Regions from separate parts of the Homo sapiens genome. Here region 1 is linked to region 2. Evidence: chromatin loops called from intact Hi-C (ENCODE). Cell type or tissue: prostate gland. All regions are shown on one strand. Links, peaks and the distances in the headings refer to the core of each region. The heading gives the core; the rest is flanking DNA.

Region 1 (8,451 bases), core at 189-8,188, 550 kb before region 2:
ATCCAGAACTGCCCTCTGAGGCTCTCGAGGTCTGAGGCCCTTCTGCCCCTTTTGTGATGGGCCCCACACATGGCACCACCGGACTGCATCAATGGCTGACCATCCCAGCGGCTGTTCTGCAGACACACTGAAAGCTGCAATTCCCAAAGGGTTTTCTGGACCACAGAAACGGGGGCATCCCCTCTGTCCTTGAGCCTTCCAGTCCTGAAAGTCCAAATCTTAGATTTATCCAGACTCTTGTTAACTGCAGTAATACAGAGTAATGGCAAGGCTCACAAATGGATGGTACTAGAAACCAAAACTGTCAAGTATCACGTTCCCCTGCATTCCTGACGGACCCACACTTCCTGACTTCCGTAGTTCCATCCCAGCATAGCATATTCTCAGCCTGCCAGTTTCCCAATGATCACGCCCTGTCCTTCACCTGATGACAGTGAATGTTCCAGCTGTTACTCAACAGTTCCCAGGCAAACTCATAGAATGGATTCGTCTCCACGTGAGAATGTCAATAGTTCTTCCCCTACTTTCTTTAAGATTATTTCATTTTATATTTCACATTGACAGACAAAATTGTATGTATTTACTATGTACAACATCATATTTTAAAGTGTATACACAGGTTGGGTGTCTCTGATCCAAAAATCCAAAATCTGAAATGCTTCAAAATCTGAAACTTTGAGCACCAACATGATGCTCAAAGGAAACGCTCGCTGGAGCATTTTCAGTTTCAGACTTTTTTGGATTAGGAATGTCCAACTGGTAAGTATAATGCAAATAGTTCAATCTGAAAAAATCCCAAATCCGAAATGCTCCTGGTTCCAAGCATTTTGGATAAGGTATCCTCAACCGGTACACTGTGAAATGACTGAACCTGGCCAACTAACATATGCATTACCTCGCACAGTTATCATTGTTGTGGTATTCTCCTAATTTCTAATATCTGTCATGGTTCCACTGTTATTTGGAACCTATACCAGTTCCTGTCCAATCCCTGAGGCAGCAATAAAATGTAAACGCAAAAGCTGTTGAAAAGACCACACAATCTATATAATATTTGTGGTTCTATAATACTTACAAATGCTAAAGGAAATGTGGTCAAGGAAGAAACAGTAAGATATTTATCCTACCTCCAGCCCTTCAATAATTAAAATTACTCCAGCTCATTTTGCACCCAGGAAAAGACCATTTGGCTCAAAATTGCATGATTCATCCTTCCTTTGAGATGCAAAATACTCTGAGAAAAGGCTACAAACTCCTTCTGTGCTGTGCACTGCAAAAGGCTAGAGAAAGCCATTCTAACCAACTGGTGTAAATCTAATGATGGCTCCAAAAGGGGCAACGAGAGAGGCCGGGAGGACAGAGTCGGGGGCTGCAGTGCAGTGGCTCTCAACTGGGGGTGACTCTGTCCCTGAAGGACATCTGACAATGTCTGGAGACATTTTAGGTTGTCGCAATTGAAGGATGGTGGTCAACTAGCAGGCAGAGGCTAAGGATACAGCTAAATCCTACCATGCACAGGGCAGTTCCCTCAACAAAGAATGATCCATGATGTGCCAAGGTAGAGAAAGCCTGCCTTACCGTGTGCAACGGTGGACGGCAAAATGTTCTACAAATTTACTTAAGTGGGTTTTTTGATGTTTCACTATTTAAATTGTAATATTAAAAATTACAAATATTGTCTGCAAAATAGGCACAAACATATTTACAGGAAAGCGAAACTCTGTCATCACGCCCCTGGAGAACACCCTCGATGTCCCTGAACCAGATAGGAGAATAACTAAGAAGAAACAGGGGAAGAACAGCAGTAAAGGATGAAAAGACGTAGGAGACGAAGACAAGTTTCCCATCGCAATGAATCCAGGCTCTGGTTTCTAAGAGTGAAACTGACAGCTTGTCCAACTGTTGGGGATGCCTTCGCCCTGCAGGCAGCATGGAGAAGATGGGCAGCTTGAAGAGACGGGACTGCCAGCACTACCCTGTGCTGTCCATGGGTCTCCCAGCACATGCAGGGATACCCATCCCCACTTTATGGATGAGATGCTGATGCTCAGGAAAGGTAGCTCAACTCTGAAACTAAGGCACCACTGCCAATTTATTAAAAAGTCCTCCTGTCACAAAAAAGACAGGGTTTTGGTGCTCCTGGGGGAAGGCCATCTTGAGCCGGTGAGAGGCAGTTTTCACCATGGGGAGGGCAGCTTCTCTCCAAGTGATGCTCTGCCGGCCAATGAGAATTTAAAAACACCAAGTCCTAAGCTCGGAGAGCTGGAAGGACCACACAGTCACGGAATGCCAGAATCCTCTCAAGATGGTAAAAGGAAAACCATGACTAACACAGGAAAATAGTGGGGAGAAAGAGGAAGGGAGGACAAGGGCTGGAGGAAGGGGTGGTCTGGAAGAATACACTGATTTTCCACTCAGTCATTTCCCGCCTTCCATTTGACATGCTCTCACCAACTATCCTGCACAGCTCACCTCTGGCTCAGCCAACAATAAATGCACCCGTGAAGTCAGTTATAGGCCCACTGACAATAATAATAACAAAGGCTAACACTGCTATTAAGTGCCTACGATGCACCAGTGCCCTCTCCTAAGGCACTTCTTCTTAAATGAGTATGTAATCTCATTTAATACTTAAGCCAAGCCTTTGAAGGTTATACAGCTGTTACAATTGCTTCACATGTGAAAAAACCAGCTGCATAAAGTAGGTTCTATGAAGCGGAATCTCGGCTCAAACCTCAGTGTGTGCGTCTAACTCTAAATCCACGATGCTCCATTATTTTCAATACTACTGAAACTCTATGCCAGACTTATAATAGCTCCCCTAGGGCAAGAGCCATAATGAAATTATAGTACAAGTTTAATTAGATGCAAGGACGATCCTCCCACTTAGCAAATGCAGTCAGAGGCAATGGGATGAGGAGGCACAGGTCCTGAGGAAGACATTGATATCAATCCCTGCTCAACCATGGACTAGCTGAATAAGCCTGGGCAAATTACTCTGAATCTCAATATCCTGCCTTCTCCAATGCAGAAAATACTGCTACATTCACAGAATTATTTAAGAAAATAAATAGAGATTACATATATAAATATATTAAGCACTTTTCAAAAGAAATACATTCTTAGATAATTTCTTTGAATAAATGACATGCTTCCAGAAATACTTTCCCTCCATTACATTCTGTTCTTCAACTGCACTGGCTTGTAGCTGGCATTCTGAAATTTCTCTGCCAAATAGCTAATAAACTACACAAAGAGATAAATGCAGCCAGGGGGAGCTGCTATTTAAAGAAATCCTCTAGTTTAAGTGAAGAATTGTTTGATGTGTGAATAATCAGCTCTTAATTAATGGTTTGTCAATATTTTTAAAGAATTATCTAATTAATGAGCTAACTGGGCAGACTGTGGCATCCATCCTGAATTAGGATATTGATGTTTCTGTCTGCCAGTGACTTAACCCAAAAGAGTATAAAATACAGACCTTTCCAGTGAGGAGGTGACTATGTTACTGAGAAGATAAGAGAGCTGCTCATGAAGATGCATGAGTACAATACAAACAATACAAATACAATACAGCAGGGTAATCTCAAGATGGCCAGCAGAGAGAGAAAGGAGGCCTGGGGAGTACTTCAGGGCAGGGCCAACAGACCCAGCAGGCGTTCCCAGAACAGGGCCTGGAGGAGCACAAAGGGTTCAAGGAGCACCAGGGCATTGGCCTCCCAAGAGGTGGGGAAGAGGGGGCCTGCTGTTGATGGTCTAGGCCCACCTTCTCCAGGACCTCTTATAGGTCTATGACGGTCTTCCTTAAACACACTTACACACTTTGGTCCACACTTGTACACTCTCCAGTGACTCAGTAAATCTGATCCACATACCTTTATACTCAGGATCCCTTTCTGCCATCTGCCAGGACACAGGTGGATCTCAGTCCACCACACACAAAAAGAAGCCTCTGTGCACCTACTTATGCCCTGGAGAAAAGCCCGGGAAAGACAGTGTCCCTCAAACATGCCCGGTGGGCTCCCCCAGGATGCAGACAGTAGCCCACCTTACCATTTCCCTGCTCCCAGTTCTCGGGCAGCCTCTTCAAGTTATCCCCATCCTGCTCCTCTTATCCAAAGCTTCCTAACGCAGCAGCATCTATACAGAGAAGGGATCCTGCGGTTCTGGGCCAAGGAACCATCACCCTGTCTAGACTCTCACACCTCTCAAAAGGCAGTGAGTTAGATCATTACTAACCCACCTCTTTGCTGAGTCAAAGCCAAAGTTATTTATCCTTTCTGGGGCCTAAGAGATGGTGTGGACTGTTTCGCCAAAACCCAAGAAAAGGATGGCAGCAGCGATGGTTGTACAACAATGTAAATGTAGTTAATGTGATTGAACTGCACACTTAAAAATGGCTAAGATGGTAATTTTTGTTCTGTGTATTGTCCCACAATTAAAAAATACTTACAATTCAAAACGGAAGAACAAAACAACTAAGAAGATTCCTCAAAAAGTGCACAGAGGTACAATACAGCAATTCCATTAAGGTCAATGCTCAAGATAAAGGAAAGCAAGTGTCCACATGAAAATGTACACCAATGTTCACAGTAGCATTATTCATAATAGGCAAAAAGCAGAAACAACCCAAACGTCCATCGACTGCTGAATGGATAAACGAAATGTGGTACATCCAGACAAAGGAATATTATTCAGCCATAAAAAGCAATGACATTCTGACATATGCTGCAACACGGATGAACCTTGAAAACACGATGCTAAGTGAAAGAAGCCAGACATAAAGGGTCACATTCCGTGTCATGCCACTTATATGAAATGTCCAGGATAGAGATAAAAAGGAAATAAGTGGTTGTGTACGGCTTGGCTACGGGTGGGGAATGACTGTTAATGGGTACGAGTTTCCTTTTAGGGGTGACGAAAATATTCCAGAATTAGGGCGATGGCTGCATAATCCTGTGAATTTGCTAAAAATCACTGAATTTATACTTTCAATAGGTGAGCTTTATACTATGTAAATCAGATTTATAAAACTATTTTTTGTAAAAAAAGTCAAGAGGAGCCCTATCCAAAGGGACCCCAGTATAGTTTTCCCACTAACCATGACAGGCAGATTTGAACTTGAACTTCTATTCAAGTTCGGTTGCTAAGGCAGCACTTTCTCCCACATACTTTAATTCTGCTTCAAGTCAAAACTCTACCACCCCACTCCCCTAGAAATCAATCATCATGGCTCCAGTTGCCGTTGGTAAGAGGCTCTCCACTCTACTTGCACAAGCTATTTATTACATGTAACCGTCATTCTGCTTTGAGAGTTTCACGAGGGTGAAATTAGCTCCTATTTGATAAACTCTCCCTACAACTGCCGCCTCATCTTCTGGTGTTCTGTTACATTGCAAATACAAGCTCCTGTTTTAATACGCAGCTTAAATATTTCATGGTGACAGGGCGCAGAATAATAAAAATGGGGCAGGTTGCAGCATTTTTTGGTTTAAATAATGCCATACACGTGGTTTTTAAGCTTTTAGGTCAAAACAGGGTGTGGGGGAAGGGAAGCCCTCTCACTCTGTGGATACCTATGGTCCAGGATCTCAAAAAGAATAGGGTGGCTTACATAGGTAAGCAGAAGAGTAAAAGCTCATCAGGCAGTCAAAATGGAACAGTCTGTTAGCCCAGCCCAGTATTTCCTAAGGCCATCAGGGCTCACTACCAGGGCAAAAAAGTCATCCGGGAGGATAGGAAAAGACATGCCCAACTCAGTGAGTGGGAGACAAATTTTGGGATGCTTCCCACACTGAATGTTCGGAATGCTCAAAGGGCTTGGCCGCAGCCTTTTCTCTGCCAAGGCACACCTGACAGGTAAGCTCCTGCCACACTCCTGGGTGTTTACAAGCTGCTGGGTACAACTCCCTGCAGGCGGGCATCCCTCCCACGGATGCAACCCGGACAGTGCGGCAGTTCTAAAGAAGCCCACAAAGACAAATAAGTCTCGGGTGTGGCCAGGAGCTCGGGAGAGCAGCACAGGCTCAGGCTCAAGGAGACTGACAGCCAGTAATTACCAAAGGGAATTAAGCAAGCTCTTGCAAGTCTTGGCCTCTTTTTTTTTTGGACTTAATTTGTTCTCCTGGGCCTAAATCACTAGCTGTGTTGCTGGAACGTGCATGCCCTTGAGGGTGAGGTGGCCCTAACTTCTAGGAGGGATTGACTCCAAAGAGCTCCCACCCAGGGGACAGCTCTTCACAGAGGGGCAGGGTGGGCAGGCACCCCACATGCCTGGCACCTGCCAGTCAGGACTCCATCGAAAAAATGGCTCTGCCCTCTTGTTTTCTCCTCTAAACTTACACAAAACTTCTCAAAGTGCTGAGAATATTTTCATCAATGTGAAATGCTCCCAACAGGCTACATCTAAAACGTGGGATAATCAAGGAATGTGGTGTTGGGGAGGAGTGAGCTGATCTAATCCACTCCAGACCACAGTCTACCCCGTACCTCTTCTGTGAGGTTCTGCTCTGTGTGGTATGGACACTGTCCCTTATAATATTTCTCCTTAAAGGAATCCATCTTTTAATAATTTAGGCAAATTTTTAAAAAACCACGACGATGTATTACTCTCATAAATGGAGCACCACCAAAATTACCTGGAATCAGGTCTTAAAACTCACATCCACCACTCAGCCTGCGAGAGCCAACTGTTTCCTGGAGGGCCCCGCGTAGCTACAACTATGGGTAGTGAACTCTTAAGGTGCTAGTCATCTATTTTTCCTAATACACATTAGAACTCACATACCATTAAAATAAAAACGCATGTGCATTCCCTAAAATCACCTTGCACACAGCAGTGCACAAAGCACACAGGGGAGTGACGATCTAGTCCAGGAGCTGACACACAATGGCGCTTCGCCCACTTTTGTATTGACCATGAATTATGAATGATTTTTATTTGTAAAAGATTGTGTTTTTAAAGAAGGGGAAGGAGAAAAAAGAGAAAGAAGAAAAAGGAGATGATGATCATGAGACTGAGACCTTGTGTGGCCGCAAAGCCTAAAATATGTGCTACCTGGCCCTGTAGACCACTTGCTTGATAAGCCCTGATCAAGTCCGTCCCTTTATTTTACCACAGGGCAACTCAAGTCCTAATACACCAAGTGACTCAGACGCGCCTGAACACAGGTCTCCAGGCTTCTAAGCAAGCGAAGGAAGATTACCCAACAAGCCACCAGCTTAAATTCATCAAAACGGGTCTCTGTCCAGTCACTTTGATTCCATTTTAAGAACGGACTCCTATCTAAAGCAAAGAAAAATGTGGGCTGCACAACTCATCTGACTTGTTTTTGTCCTCAGCTCAGCCGAGGGCACCTGGCTCTCTGCCCCATGTCTGAAATCGCATCCTGTTTGCCCCCAGAGCCACTCCCTGCCTTCCCCACTACGAGGCCCACCTGTATGCATCCCGAGCTCTCTGGGCACTGGCAGGGAGGAGTGAGGCGAAGGAGGACCCTCTCTGCGGGCTGTCTCATTGGAGATCGGCCCTTCACCAAGCCAGGTGCAGCCTCAAAACCATCCCTTCCCCTCAGGTTGAGGGTGTTAGAAGTGGTTAGGGCCCCCTCACTACTCCAGGCTGTGAACCCCCTGCCCTGCCTTTGTAAAAAGTCACTTTATTTAAACTCACCTCAAACTGCCCATCCTGAGAATGCACTCTGCTCCCTGCAGGGCCCCTGATGGCAACAGCCTTAGGGGCAGTGAGCTCTGGATGTCTGCAGCTACCAGGCCCACTGCAAGTGTGAGGGCTTGACCTCATGAGGCGGGGGCTGCAATAATCACATGATAGCCCTCCTCCTTCTAAATCGAGCTCCTAAGGACACCAGATTAATCACCACTAGCCCATTCTCAAGAGTACCCACAGTGAGTCTAGTGATAGGTTACAACAACACATTGCACTATCAAGACAGATTTTTAAAAAATTCTTCAATGTAATGCAATAACATCTGAGCAGCTGGTATGCAGCAGACACTGTGCTAGGTCTTTCACATACCTAGAAAAGCAACCATCAGTCCTCATTTCATAAATGAGAACACTGAACCTCAAAGAGTTTCAGCGGTGCTTATCAGAGCTCTAGGAGGCTGAGGCAGGAGTCGCCCCAAAGGCCCGCAGATCCACCTCCATGGCTGGCCAGGCTCCAACCAGCAAACAAAGCACACGGCTGCTGGCTAGCCTGGCCACAGACGTCCTGGTCACATTACACAAATTAAAAGAAAAACAGAACCAGAAACAAAAGTTTTCTAACATCATACAGAACTCCCTGAATGCCACATTCACATAATCACATTACCTGGGTGGGCCAGCAGGTGAAATTACCTAGCAGCTCCCCACCTGCCTGTGAATCCTGGGGAAGCTCATTCACATGTTCCTCTGGCATTAAACGAATGGCTGCTCTGCTATGTGCAGTGGTCCCTC
Region 2 (8,451 bases), core at 244-8,243:
TCAGAGCCATGCCCAGGTTGTCTTTAGCTGTGGCCACGTCTCCCAGCCACCCACATTGCTGCCATCTCTGGGGTTGTGCCCCTCCCTCCTCACTGCGCCCTATTAAAACAATCATCTATAAAGCCACAAAGTGAGGGCTCAGACTAAACCTTGAATACATCCTTGTGAATGCATGGGCTGGCCTCCAAGGCAGCCCTGTCCCCTGCTATGACTCTGCCCACCCCATAGCTCCTACCCTCCACCGTGTTTCCTGGGTCCATTTTTGCAGCTGGGACAGAGAGGGGCAGCTCCAAGTGAGACGGGAAGGTCAAGGGGGCTGTGAAAAGAGACTCCCTCCTTCACACCTGAGGATCTGATCTTACCCAGATTGTTTTTTCCTCACAGAGAAACTCCTCTGGCCCAGTTTCCCATATTGATCTAATCAGCAGTCCAAACATAATTTTGGGACTGTCAAAACAAGACCCGCAGGCCTGACATAGACAATTAACATAAGTCAGGGCAACCCACCTGCCACTTCCCGTCTCTCCCCGACGTCTCGTCAGGATGTTAGCAAAGCCAGTACCCGTTACGGGTGGCAGTATCACCAGGAGCACGCTGTTGAGCAGGGGACTCCTGACATGAGGCTGGAAGCTATAATTACCCGGTGTATAATTTGGTTGCTAAATGGATTGTTGACAAAGGTGTGCATGATGAAATCACAGGCATGTTAGAGCTGAGAGGCAGGCGGGGTCAGGGAGGAGGCAGGCAGTCGTTAACTCCCCACCTCCCTCCAGGCTCCCCTCTGCCAACTGCCGCCACCGCCACCACAGCAGACTCTGACCTCGCTGAATCACCTGGGCCTCGTGTTCCATGACGTTCAGGAAATACCTGGCCTTCCTCCCTCAGGTTTCATCTCGTAATAACTCCCAGCAGAAGCAGACTCACCTTGGCACAGCACTGGGGATGGAGTTCTGATGTCACAGGCCCCTGGGGTTAGCCTGCAAGGGAAAGGAGCCCAGAGGAAAGCTTAGTGGCCCAAGAGGCCAGAAGGGGAGGTCAAAGTCACAGTTTATTCCAGGGAGGTGCTCCATGAGGGTCCCCCCAAAGGGATCAGGCCTGGACATGGGGCACTTCATACATCCACCCGCAGCTGAAGTAAGGAAATCGAAGACCATCTCATTAAATTTGCAGGGAACATAAGGAGGAGGGGAGAAGGGACATTGCCTTCTTTGCACAGTGGCTGAGATGTCAAAGAGTCATTCTAAAATCAGAAAAATGACTTGTCAAAAACAAGCTGACATGCAATAAGGACAAAGAGAGGTGGCCCACTCGAAAATCTACAAAAAGCTAAGGACAAAAAATGTGAATAATGGGATAAACACACAAAAGCCCAGGAGGTCAGATTATATCTCAGCTCAAATGTGCCTTTGTAATAAAACGCTATTGTAAAACAAAAGAGCATAAACTCTAACATAATTTATGTGCATTTATGTTAAAAGAATTTAAGAAATTAAGAATAAAAGAATTTACCAAGAAATAATCATTCTAGTGCTAACAATCCAAACTTTGGAAAGGCATGGGAGAATTAGACAGGGTCTGTGAACAGGAAACAAAAGTGGCAAAGAGATGGAAAGTTCCAAGAGTGAAGAAACGGTAACTCATTCAAAAGCATTCAACACATTCAAAAGTGTTCACGCTACACAAAGGCATGTGCGAGGTGGTTCGGTCCTGAGAGCACACTCGCTGTTCTCGGGAATTCTAGGCAACATGGTGCTGATTTCTGTCTAACATGGGTCTTTCTGGACTTTATCTTAGGAATTTAGTTAATAAAGCACTGAGATAATATTAACAGAAGTTTCATTTGCAGAGTGGTCCCACTAGCCCTGCCAGAAACCCACAAAAACACTGGTGACTGGGCAGTCACAACCAACTCCCCTCTCTCTGTGACAGCAACACTCAGCAGACATTCATGGCACCCGCTGGACTGCAGCATGATGGAAAACCTGAGCACTCATATGACAAACAAGACGAGGTCCACTCCAGCCTCGCAGAAGTGAGTGGTAATAAAGGAAGCTGCAAGAGTATACGGTAAATTCCAACCAACATCAGGGGCCTTGAGGATGGACAGGACAACTCTCCACTTTGGCAGGAAGGCAAAACATGACTGGCAAGACCCTTTCATCTCCAGCAGCCACAGAGCAGCCTGAGATTGTCCAGAAGCCCAGAAGCTGCTCTGTCCAGGGACCTGCCCCGTCATCCTCCCAGGCGAAGTGAAGGCCAAATAGCCCAAGAGACGGCCATGTAGTCCAGCTGCCGACCTCTTGTTCCATCTGGCCTGACTGCTGACTCTGAGCATGTGGTCCAGAACCTCCCAGCCTGCCCCCTGTTGAGTGAAGAGTTTGGGCCTAGTCCCTTCTCTCCATTGTCCTCACACAGCTTCTAAATTCCTGCCACGGAGTTGCAGGGGCCAATCTCAAGCTACTGCTAAGACAGATGAGACCCTTGCTCCCTTGCCACCTGCAGGGTTCCCGCTGAACCTTGCTGCTTTGTCTCAGAGGATCCTGGGTCTGCACACGCGCAAACAGCAGCTGGACTTCGGCAGCTTCCATTATGAAGGGAGGAGCCACGAAGAGGGAAGGAGGGGGCAGCTTTGGTTCCTACATTCCAGAAAACATCAAAAACACATGCCTGATGCACATGACTTCATCCATCCTCTCTCCACCCACAGGAGAAGGGTTCCTAACACCAGCCACACTGAACAGATGAGGGAACTGAGGCACAGACTGCTCACAGGGAGCTTGGAAGGCCCAAGATTTCCTGCAGGCAATCTGGCACCGGAGTCTCTGCTCTGAACCATGCTGCCTGCTGGCATCAGGTGAGCATGGCACTCATTGACTTACTGTTCAAACCTAAGGTGCTTCAGTGTGAATTCATTAATCTCTCCATTCATAAAAAAGTCAAAACAAATGAATAAAAACATTTATCAAGTACCTGACTTATGCCATTCATTATGCTGGTAAGTGGAATCTTTTATGTGAAATGAATACCTGTTGAATGCCACTAGTTTTAATCCTCACAACCAATAAGGTAGGTAGTATTAATAATTTTCCCATTATTATTATTATTATTATTATTATTTGAGACAGAGTCTCCCTCTGTCATCTAGGTTGGAGGGCAGTGACATGATCACAACACACTGCAGCCTCAACCTCCGGTGCTCAAGGGATCCTCCTTCCTCAGCTTCTTGAGTAGCTGGGACCACAGGTGCATGCCGCAACATCTAGCTAGGTTTTGTTGTTGTTGTTGTTGTTGTTTCTTGTTTTTTGTAGAGACAGGGTCTCATTATGTTATCCAGGCTGGTCTCAAACTCCTGGCCTCAATGAATCCTCCTGCCTTGACATCCCAAAGTGCTGGGATTGCAGGCTTGAGCCACTGCACCCAGCCATAAATTTTCTCACTTCAGAAAGAAGGAAACGGAGGCTCAAAGAGTTCAGCTATGAATCCCACTTTGCTTGGACAGTGATTCAAACAAAGGCTTGCTGGGAAGAGCCAGCCCCTCAAAAGGCTGACAGAAGAGAGTTTAATGAAGAGATGATTTACAGAGGCCTGGGGAGGCATAAACAAACTAACTAGGGATGGCAGAGCTGGAAGCCGTTTCACCCTGAAGCCTGAAGGGGCAAAGGCAGAAAGCGGTGTTCTAGCAAACCAGGGAGAGCTAGCAGCAGGGCATGGGGCTGCCTAACTGGAGCTGGGGCCCCAGAAGGACCCACCACTGCCAGCAGGGGGAGAACAGAAGAGACACCCTCACTTCTCTCCCTTCCATCCAATGGCCAAGCCCAGCTAAGAAGCAAGAGGGCAAGAGAGGGGAACAGGGACTGGAGCAGGTCACAAAGAACAGCTTCTAGGGGTCTGCACAGGGCAGAGAAGGACGAAGAACGAATGGGGACGGGAAATAGCTGGAGACCATGCAGCACGAATGGTGAAACATGGAGCCAGGATTGGGAATCACTGCACAATCCAGCTTTTCCCAGTGAATATAAGAGTGCAGAGCACTCAGTGTTAAAAGATAAGCCTGATGTGACTCTGGACCCCGCAGACTAAAGACAGTATGGACGGTTCAGGAGAACATTTTCAAGTAATGCATAAACCATCTGTTGTCCTGCCCTTTCCTTTGTACACTAAGGTGGAGGAGACATCGCTGTAACCTACAGCCTCCCTCTCCCAACCTGGCAATACCCCAGGGGAACAAATGAATGAGAAGCTGTGGGAGTCATTTCTGTAGCCATTTCTCCCATCCTGATGCCGCACGGCTCCAAACCCAGAACTAAATTAAGATGCAGCGCCACAGTTCTTGGCCTGGGAAATTTGGCATAATAAGCATTCCAGGTCACAAGCACCTTTTCATCTTCTTCTCTGCGGAAGCCCCTCTTTTTCCAACATTATGTCATACAACTCAATTGACACGGTCCCCCGCCTACAGACATGCCGGTGTATTCAGCAGAGACGTGAGACTTTGCTCAGCCACTGCAGAGGGAGAGCCTGCACCTGGGAGGCAGGGAGCCCTGCAGGAACGAGGGGAGGAAGAGATTAGGAAGCACGTGCTCTCCTAAAGAGAACAGCCACTGAAGATGTCTAACAGAAAAACGAGAGCTCCTGGTAATAATCACTTTAGCATCGATCAATTATAATTCCTCGATTAGATCACATACTGCTCATTACCATTAAAAAACAAAACAAAACAAAACCCTGACTTTTCCATTAGAGTCAGAGCAGTAGGTTTCATTTTGATTGAAAAACTCCAACTTCAAGAATGAATGAACGCATTCCAGCCGAATCAAAGCCTGAGCTGAGGCTGCAGACATTTTGTTTCCTCCCTGCCTCTACCCGGGGCGTCATCTAGCGTCCGCCCTTAGGTACTACACTCTCCTGCCAACGTAAGCCTTTTACTCCAGAGTTGGTTTCAGTAGAAAATCATGAGACCTGACAGGAGAAAAAAAAAAACTGGCCTCAATGATAGATATTTTTCAAAAGCGGTTGAGCAATAAAGACTTCCCATTTATTGGATTTCACACATGATTTTGCTTGAGCCAAACCAAAGACTCATGACTCCTAAAAAACAATGAATAGACAGAGTACAGAGTGCTTGGGCATTTTTCTCAGGGCTCTCTGTTCTTCGGAAAGATGTTTATGTGCAAAAATAAAAACCTGACTGATTTACATACGGAATAGGAACACACATTTTTCAAGGTGTGGTATCTTACAAGTAACATTTATTTGGACCCCTCTTAGGGCTGAATTTTACCCCTCTCCCCACCCCCCCCCAAAAAATCCTGTTGCCGTCTAGTGCCTCAGAATGTAACTGTATTTGGAGATAAGAGCTTTACAGAGTTAATTAAGTTAAGATGAGGTCTTAGAGTAGGCCCTAATCCCATCTGACTGGTGTCCTCATACAAAGAGGAAATCTGGACATAGACAAGTGCATGCACAGAGGAAAACCCATGTGAGCACACAGCAAAAGGCAGCCAAGGAGGCCCTGGAGAAACACGCCCGGACTACATCTTTATCTCGGACGTCCAGCCTCCAGAACAGTGAGAACATCTATGTCTGTTGTCTAAGCCACCCAGTCTATGATATTATACTATGCCTAGCAAACTGATATACCCCCCAAACTCCCCCCACCCCCTAAGCTGGGCAAATGTTAGGTGACTTTGATGCTGAGAGTGCCTGAAGCAAACTCTTTATCTGCTCTTTTTGTACACAAGGACTCTTGAACCACTCTTGAACCCGGAAGTCTCTGGCAATGGCTTGGGGATCCCACTTTGCCTACTCCTCGCCCCCGTCAATAGGGGAGTTGTTATCTCTTAAACCACTCCGGGAACCTCTCCTCTCTGGGTGGAGGTTAAGGGGACTCAGTCGGGGAGTTAAGTGACAAGGGTGCCTCTGGCAGAGCCTAGGTGTGTAAGCTTTGGCAAATGACCAGGCCTCGCTGAGCCCTGATTTTGTCCTCTGTAAAATGAGAGTGATCGGATTCCTTGGAGCACGAAATGCCTTCAATGTGGGGCTTAGCACGGGTCTGGCTCACAGTAACTGCTCTCACGCTCCACTAGCCACTCCTTAGCAGGAACGTGGGCACGAGAATTCCCAAACTTCCTCGAGTCAGTGTTCAGAACCCCGCCCTCCCTTTATCTTCAAAGGAGAAGGGAGAGCAGTGGGTTACAAGGGTCAGCTTTTAAATACCCCTGCTCTCCCTTGACCACAGACCCTGGGGAGTTTCCCCAGCTAAAAACGAAGTTTAGAAAATTGCTTGCAATGACCCATGATTTCAAGGGCCCCAGTGAATGACAGATCTATTGAGGATAGGGCCCCCTGGCTGGAAATTTAGAAACATTTTGTTTTTGTAAGAGGAAAAAAAGGGCAGAGAGGCACGAGGGCTGCAGGGGATGGCTCTGGAAGGACACTGCAGCGAGGCTGCCAGACTCCTTGGAACCGCAGCGCCGACGCAGCCATTTCCCAGGGAGATCAATCCTCTGGCAGGTCCATTTCCTCCGCCGCGCGGGCGGCTGCGGGAGGCGGCGGCGGCGGCGGGGGTGGCGGGAGCCATTAGTGACTCTGTGACCCCGTTCACCGAGCGCGTCCCCGCCCAGGTGCTCGCTGCCCGGCGCCGCGCCGTCCACCCCCGGCCGGGGCAGGTCGCGGGGCCCAAGCTGGTTCAAGCCCCCGTCGCTCGTCGCCTGGCTCTGCGCCAGGCCCCGTGCCCCTGGCTGCAGGCCGGCACCCCGCGAGCCGCAGCGCCCAGGCAGGCGAGCGCCGCTGCAACCTGCAAGCCTGAGTCAGCTCGCGGCGCGTGAGGCGCGCGCACTGCGTCCCCGCGCAGCCGTCGCAGCCAGGTGCTGGCCCGGAGCGCTGCGTCCCCAGACAGAAACCACGGCTCCCCCTGGCGGACACCGGTTCCCCAGCGCTGGGCTTTCCCCTTCAGTAGTTTAGGGGTAGTTTTCAGCTAAAGAAAACAGTGGACGCATTTTCCCATCAGAGGGCTTGGTGGCAGGATTCCCACAGGCTTAAGGAATGAAAGAAAGGAGATGCGATAGAAAGGAAGAATGGTAAGTAAGGCCCGGAAAGTGCAGGCAGAGAATGTTATGCACCTGCATGTCGTGAACCCAATGGCAACGAAACACTTACTTGTCTGCGGGGCAAATATAGCCGCGTTGGCTCTTTCTCCTGGAACCACGGATACTTTGGCAAGGAATGAATGAGTTATAAATGCAACGTTTTCTTAAATATATTAAATACATAACACTGACCTTCACAAAGGCTTTTATCTGGAATAAGGAATGAATAAGTAGGGTAATGAATAAGAAAGTTAAATTAAAGCACCATAGAACACAGTTTGAGTAACTTTAAAAATTTTTATTTACTTAATTTAATGAAAACAAATGATAAGTAAAATGTCTTTATATGAACATCTGAAAAAGCTTATAACTCTAAATGGCAATCCTAATCCAGCTGCTATAGTCAGGCTGCTATAGCAAAATACCCTAGACTGGTAGCTTATAAACAATAGAAACTGATTTCTCACAGTTCTTGGGGCTGGGAAGTCCCAGATCAAGGTGCCAGCTGATTCAGTGTCTGGGGAAAGCCTGCTCTCCGGTTCATAGATGGTGCCTCCTAGCTGTGTCCTTACCTGGGAGAAGGAGGAAGAGCGTTCCCTGGGATCTCTTCTATAAGGGCACTAATCCCGTTCATCAGGGTGACCTAATCACTTCCCAAAGGCCCTGCCTGCTAATGCCATCACCTTGGGAGTTCAGTTTTAACGTGAATTTTGAGAGGACACAAACATTCAGACCTTAGCAGCAGCCTTTTGTTTTATTCCCCGAATACAATGTATAAATGTGGAAATGCCTGGGAATTTCAGCCATCTAAGTCAGGCAGTTAGCTTTGTGATATGGACTCCCTCTTGTAACTTACTCTGTGTGGACATCTGTTCTGTTGATTGTGTACAGAGTTGAATTTCACAGAGGCTGACGCAGCAGTGATCATTCAGACATTTCTGAATGGACGGCAAAAGAAGGAGGAGGAGGAGAAAGTAAATACCAATGACTTACTTTGCAAAGTAAATTGACAGATCCTTTGTAGACCAAATCAGCAAGGTTGGGTTGTGTCCCTCTGGGCCTGGGTTTCCCACCTCTTGTAAAACCGGGAGAGGCAGAGAAGCTAAGACAGATGGTGGGTCTCCTGGGAGGCTCAGGGCCGAGCCGGCCTCAGAGGAAGTCTCTTCATCAGCACTCGGCAGCAGCAGCGTGGAGACTGTCCTCCACCCTTCCTGAAGCCACCAGCTTGGATGGCCCAGGCTTTCTTCCCATCACTCAGTTGTCAGAGCAACAGCTTCTGGAGGGAGCCAGCCCACGGCCCTGCCATTATGCTTCCCAGTGGCAGCTGGGGGATAGGGGGCAGTTAGGAGGAACAGAAACAGGT

Evidence for each region. Hi-C counts contacts between places; a loop is a spot of excess contacts. Peaks named below come from ENCODE experiments on the same cell type or tissue, not always from the same donor. Only the 100,000 strongest peaks of a DNase experiment are listed, where the experiment ranks them.
Region 1: it touches region 2 in a loop (5-fold over the local background); 2 of 110 quality-filtered maps call a loop at or near these places.

What each region holds. Positions count from the first base shown.
Region 1 is chr13:29,561,742-29,570,192 of GRCh38, forward strand. The region is part of intron 1 of SLC7A1 (solute carrier family 7 member 1); the gene reads right to left. Among named protein-coding and RNA genes, the nearest start is that of SLC7A1, 30 kb to the right of the region's middle. RefSeq lists an enhancer at 5,950-6,455. In prostate gland, for the core only: a CTCF peak has its summit at 3,298; DNase peaks (open chromatin) are centred at 5,870 and 8,172; H3K27ac peaks cover 3,067 bases.
Region 2 is chr13:30,108,262-30,116,712 of GRCh38, forward strand. LINC00365 (long intergenic non-protein coding RNA 365) reads right to left here and starts at 614. Exons shown (of 2, transcript NR_046998.1): 1 at 508-614. RefSeq lists a silencer at 6,533-6,882. In prostate gland, for the core only: CTCF peaks have their summits at 4,878 and 6,928 (motif pointing left); DNase peaks (open chromatin) are centred at 790, 4,860, 6,568, 6,890 and 1 weaker place; H3K4me3 peaks cover 1,057 bases; H3K27ac peaks cover 2,958 bases.